Regions from separate parts of the Homo sapiens genome. Here region 1 is linked to region 2. Evidence: chromatin contacts called from ENCODE Hi-C or POLR2A ChIA-PET data. All regions are on one chromosome and are shown on one strand. The core of a region is the stretch at or near the end of the contact, and the rest is flanking DNA. Distances in the headings are between cores, read along the strand shown. Region 1 has its middle 64 kb from the start of LINC02060. Region 2 holds the start of CCNH (cyclin H).

Region 1 (3,057 bases), core at 113-2,612, 1.1 Mb after region 2:
GGATGTGACAAGCATTTTTAAATGAAACAAATAGAATAGAAACAATCAGAACACATCGCATGGTTTCTTAGTAAGAATTGTGTACATTGTAATAAATGGGTCATGATTTAAATATATTTCCTATTGTACTTAAAATTTAAAAAAATTTAAAAAAAATAATAAAAATCTTGTGGAAAATACTCCTCTAGAACAAGCCCAAATGAAATCTGGTACATATTTCTATCAAATAAATCTGATTTTATTTCACTACCTTTTTAATGGAGAATAATAAAATATAAAATATTTTAGCCACCCACCCAGCCAACTTTTTCTTTAGTAATTCCTATATCATTATGTATCCTTTAGAGTGACTTTTACACAGCTAGTATGTCAAGAAAAGCAAACGTACATGATATTGGACAAGAAGTGGTTACACAGTACGTCCAAGTTACCGTTGCTTACAGGAGATTTAAAGGTGTTGCATAGGCACTGCCAAGGCACCAAAGAGACGGTGGATCCAATTAGATTTCCACCCTTCACAGGAGGGACTTGTCCCACTTAGGTGGCTTTAAAATGTCTTTCTATGTCACATAAAGAACAGAATGCAACAACAGAGGAGAGAAAACAGCTTGTCATAGAGACCAGAGGCACAGAGACTCTCTGAGCAGCAAAGTGAGTCCTGAGGCAGTAAAGCCTCCCTGGTTGTCCCTGACCATTTGGGACGAGGTCACCACCCCAGGATCCACAGATTGGGCCAGCATAGAGATGTTTCTCCGAAAGACATGACAGCAGAGACTGATCACCACATGCATTGTATAAACTTTGTAGATCATTGTACCTGATTGTTCAGAGTCAATCATCTGTAGTTCTCATTCCAGCCTTTAGTCATTCTCAAGAAATCAAGAAAATGTCATTTTTGTAATATTCTGAGTTCAAGAATCTCCCTACACATGGGAAACAGGTTACCCATACCAATTAAATCAGAATTTTGATGCCCTGTGTGGACTAAACCAGGGAAGCAGCCTCTTCTAAATCCTGCTTCAATGAGGCTTATGTCTGCATGGGTGTGCTACTCATTGAACACAAATATAAAGGTGCCACCAGACAAGGAGTTTTTCTGGTTCATCATTGCACTGCAGGATGCCATGAAGGAGTCACAGGCTGTGGCTTCCATGAAGCCCGTGACAAATTTAATACCCTATTACTTGTGTCGTCTGCACTAGCACTTCATTTGGTGACATCACTGGGTACAACTAAAGTTGAAATTTGTGTGACATTTTTGCAGGTGTTGCTTTTCACCAAAAATGTTATTTTACATAGTTTAGCCACAGTGCAGTGCTTTAAGTCTAGAACTAAACCTCAGGAAATCTAATGAGGTTGAAAAGAAAAGTGAAAGTTAACGGCTGCAGCTTTAACAAAGGCTCATCCTCCCTCCGGCTCTAAAGAGTCAGTAACTGAGTTCAGTAACTGAAAATTAAATTAGAAGAAATGCCACCTCTGCAGCTACAGCTACCTTTAGCATTAACAATAATATAGAATGGGATGGGGGTGGGGGGTTCTGCTCAATAGAGCCATCAAGAAACTTTCAGAGCCTTTAAACGGGATGGAATCTGCTCTTACCATGTTTTAAGCTTCCCTTGGTTTTATATTTTGCCCTCTCTCTAGCCTTCATTTCCCTCATAGCCATATCCTTGTCGTATTTTTTCTGTTCTCTCCTTTCTGCTGTTTTTTCCTCCATTGCAAGTCTTAATTTCCATTTTCTTCTCTTCCCCCACTGCCACATTTTTTTCCTTGATTCTCTGAGTTTGTTTTCCCTCCCCTACCATGTTTACATCTTTACAAGAATAATTTAACTGATGACAAGGTTTTTGTGATTTGCCCTGTTCAGAATCTGGGAGAAAACAGTTAAGGATTCTCCAGGGCATAAGGCTTTTGACTTTATCTGGTCACATCAAATGAACAGGAACCATTTTCTCAGGATCGTATTATCACAGTAAGTGATAAGGATGTGCAGGAAGAACTTACGAGCAGTGGCTCACATTTAAAAAAAAAAGGCTGGGGGGAGGAGTGGCAAGAAAGGAAAACATATTAGCCTTTGTCAGGCTCCTCCCCATTCTTCAAATAAGCATCTCTAAAAAACAATCAAGCAAGGTTGTCAATTTGGCCAAAAATCAGCAATGTTTTAATATAATAAGATAGTACTGCCACCCATTTACTTCTAAACAAATTGTGAAAGAACCTAACTATATTATATAGCTATAAAGAAATAAAGGCTATTTTATCATAATTTGATTATGCTACAAAGCACTATGCATAGCAATTCGTGGATCTAATTTTAGTAGTAATAATCTCTTGCCCTGTTATGTAAATGGAAAAAGACTTTCTACAGGCTTCAGATAGAGATAAGCTTAAGATCGAAAGCATGCAAAAGCCATGGTTCAATTACTCTAAAGTGATCTGCATCATATGTTACAGTACATCTTTCTGCCTTTGCACAAAAGCTCGTATCTGCTGCAAATTAGCCATCCTTTTCTAAATGCTACAGATGTCCTCTGAGAGTTAACTGATTCAAATTAAACCAAAATCCTGCAACTACAAAATAATAAGGGGCATTTAAAAATTTTTCAAAATGCTTTTCCCTTTCACGGTTTTCCCCAATTTTTGCACCGTGCCCCCACCCCCCCTTTATTTAAGAAAAGACAATTGAAACTTTACAAGTACAATTAGTTTTCACTCCCAGGCCAATCCATTTTGTGTAAGGATAAACTACCAGGATGATCCCTTTCCATGTTAAGTCTCCACAGGCCACAGAGATGCAAGCTCAGACCAGACTTCTCAGGTACTAGCCTGGCCCCCCAGCAGACAAAACTCTCACACACATCTTGGAATACAAGCCTCTAGAAATAGAGCACTTCACCAATCCTTATTCCCCAGTCTCTTTGGTTGCTCATCAAAATGAAGTTTAGAGTAATCCAAAAGTTAGCTACCCCCCGGAGCACCAGGGCTTCAGGGATAGCTGGAGCCACCCATTGGAAGTACCAGGCTTCCCTCTCAGCGGGCCCGTTCCCCTGCATCTCT
Region 2 (3,046 bases), core at 98-2,597:
TTCATTAAAGTATAAACAATCATGACAGGCTGTGTGCACATGCTCACAGTTGTGATATCATTATTTATAAATTAAAAAGTAGACAGACTTTTTAAAATATGATTGGAAAGCTTCCAACATCCGTTTCTCGGTCAGTCATTACGTCACAAGTTGTAAAAAAACAGCAAATGTTTCAATAAATTTCTGTTATTTTAAGCTACCCAGTTTGTGGTGATTTTTTTAAGGCAGCCCTTAGGAAACTAATTCAGGTGCTAAAATCAGTGATATGAAATAGATGTGAATTAAAGGTAGAAAGTAAAGTAACTCAGTATCGGTAATTTGGAGGCACTGAACACTTGCTGGAGTGGAGCTTGCAGGAAAGATTAAACCAGTCCGAGAGCTGTAACAGAAGGAACTTGGCTAGCGGGCCATAGTCCAAACCATCTTCAGTCACTTGGTTTGTACTTGGTCTCTGGTCTCCCTCCCTCATCCAACCCATTCACCACGAGGTTGCTAGAGCGCTGTTTCCAGAACGGAAATCTGATAAGGTTAGCTTCCCATTTTAAATATTTCAAAGGTTCCTCATCCTTTCAGTGGAAATGTTAAACGCCTCACTTCCACTTACAAGTTCCCTTCCTACCCTCCCCAGCCATTCCTGCACAGGTACTCAACTTCGGCCACATACGACCACAAACACGTCCACGCACCATCTCTGTAACTTCTGACCTCCCTCCCACTCTGAACGGTGGTTCTGACTGCCTGGAACTTCCTTTCCCATTTTCTCCGCATTGGCTACTGGGAAAAACCTTCCCCAACATCATCTCTTGACAAGTGAACGGCTCTTGCCACGCACTACCTTAGCACACTACTTACTCTCTTCTTCACTACGTTACAAAGACTGGTTACTTGTCTGCCATTCGACGACGGGGATGGCGTTGTTCGTCTTTGTACCCACGGAACCTGGCAAGGTGCTCGCTTATTTTGATAGAAAAACGCACTCCGCGCCGCAGAGGCAGAGAAACGACGGAGCGAGATTGTCCTGGGAGCCAGAAGAGCTCCCGCAGCTGCTCAGAATTTAGTGACCGGGCAACTGGGCAACCGTTGGGAAAACCTCACCTTCCCGTTGGCCACGGCTTTGCATCTGAATTTGCGGTTGGCGTCAGCCCGCAGTCTTGCCAGCTGCTCCTCGCTGGAGAAGGTCCAGTGCCGCTTCTGACTACTGTTGTGGTACATTATGGAATCGTGACCAGGTCCAGAGGGTCTGCAGACGAGAACCCAAACGCATCAGCGTCCTGGCGTAAAACACCCGTACCCCCACCGAAGATCTCGCGGAAGCCTAGGGCGTCCGGCTAGCCGGCGCTGGCGCGCTGTCGTCACGATTACGCGGCCAGCCCGTACGCAGTTGCATTTCCGGAGCGGACTAGGAACAGACCGTATCCCGGGTTCGTTAGGGCGCCCACTGAGACGTAAGTGGGCGGAGCCTAGAGAACGCTCCTCTCGGTGAGTCTGGGACATAGCTCCGCCCCTTCCAGGCAAGATTTAAAGGAGAAGCGCCCGGCAAGAGTGTTCAAGGGGCATAAACTGAGGGTACGGAGTAGGCAGATGTAAATTCACAGGGGATAATCAGAAATGAGGAAAGGATTTCGTAGGGTGCTCATTTTTAAATAGAGGCCTCACTGAAGTTGACATTTGTGAAAAGGCTTGAAAGAGTTGAAATAGTAGGTTGATCAATCATGTAGGGAGATCACGGGGCCCAGAAAGAATAGGTAAGATCTTCAGGCAGAAGCATTCCTAGCCCTTTTCAGGAAGAGTTTGGAGACCAGTATTCTTGAAGCACTACCAGAAATCTCGGAGAATGGAACATGGCTGAAAAACTTGAAGCAGTGGATGCGTATTGGCCCTTACAGTTCTGCCACTTTTGTTGCCTTGTCTGTTCTTTCTCTGTGCTTTTTTTCCTTACCCTTCTGTTGATAACTAGCCAATCCTCTCCCTCTGTTTTCATCTCTGAAGCCAGGATGTATGGTAGTATTCGTTTTATTGAGATTCCCATTTTCATTGCCTCTAGGGAGCCTTACAGTAAGCTATCATGAAAATTAAGGTATTTACTATTTTTTAAATTAATAGGACTTTCAAAATTGCAGGTGAGGTTCAAAATTTACATGGATTCTGGTTTGTCCCATTTAGGCATACCTTATTCTCTCATGTATTTATTATATATCCAATCCGAAAAATGGATTTCCCTATGGCAAATAGCTTTTCTAAAAAATAAATAAATAAATAAAAAGAAAGAGAAAGATGATGAGACCTAGAGAATTTAGGTCTTGAAAAGCCCACACAGGTAAAAAGAAGAAGTGGCAGGATGACTTTAACTCTGCTTTCTATTAAAATGTTTTTAGGGGCTTAAGAAAGGGAAAGCCTTTTCTTTTTCATTTTTGTTGGGTACAGCTGAGGTTAGAGTTTGCCACAGTTATCTGAATTCCTCAAACTTATGCCATTTGTGGTATATAATTTTGGAGAGCCACACACTCAACATATGTGGCTAACCTGGTCTCATAAATTGGCTAAGAAAAGAGAGAAAAAGAGAAGATCAAAGGGCATGGCAAATTGATTACAATGAATTGTGAACAACCTAAAATGTTGCATGTTGGGGAAAGAATAATTTAAAAGAGAAAAACATAATGGTACAAAAGATAGGAAAATAAGTGATCTAGATAATTAAATGTCTATATAAAGTCTTAGCCTCATGACTGTTATATATATCATATAAATTCTTTTCATTTTGTTTTTCTGAAAGATATTTGACAACTCCTTAGTTTTATGTAAAGGATAATAAAAATAGGCATTTAAAAGAGTTGGCAGACTGTGATTTCCACAGAGATATGAGTAAAATTTCTGAATGTCATTTAGGAAAAATATATGAAAAACCTGGCATTGCTGGTGTAATTTTTTTTAAACCTTGAACAAATTTTAGTCCATGAAAATTGACATTGATCTTATTTTTCAGATGTAGTAGGAATTGGGCTCTGTCTAAATTAACTGTCTGAGGAATACAATTGTTGCTGATGCC

The links. A loop is a pair of places that touch in the nucleus more often than their neighbours do. ChIA-PET counts read pairs that join two places held with the same protein, here RNA polymerase II (POLR2A). Pooled maps may share reads with other maps.
Region 1: a loop to region 2 is called in a map of naive thymus-derived CD4-positive, alpha-beta T cell, with 6 times the contacts of the local background. The contact joins the enhancer-like site here to the promoter of CCNH in region 2. A Hi-C loop is called at or near these places in 1 of 168 maps with a recorded cell type or tissue (naive thymus-derived CD4-positive, alpha-beta T cell) and 10 of 50 pooled maps. POLR2A ChIA-PET finds 5 or more read pairs at or near these places in 1 of 52 experiments (T-cell).

The regions. Positions count from the first base shown.
Region 1 is chr5:88,501,194-88,504,250 of GRCh38, forward strand. No RefSeq gene overlaps it. Among named protein-coding and RNA genes, the nearest start is that of LINC02060, 64 kb to the left of the region's middle. RefSeq lists enhancers at 938-1,087, 1,098-1,207. Within about 2 kb of position 1,363, at least 5 of the 41 ENCODE cell types and tissues checked have a DNase peak (open chromatin) inside an H3K27ac peak, as active enhancers do.
Region 2 is chr5:87,411,583-87,414,628 of GRCh38, forward strand. CCNH (cyclin H) reads right to left here and starts at 1,348. Exons shown (of 9, transcript NM_001239.4): 1 at 1,096-1,348. The coding sequence starts at 1,212. It overlaps LOC105379066 (a long non-coding RNA gene), which reads left to right and starts at 1,400. Exons shown (of 3, transcript XR_948543.1): 1 at 1,400-1,479. RefSeq lists enhancers at 975-1,104, 1,135-1,304.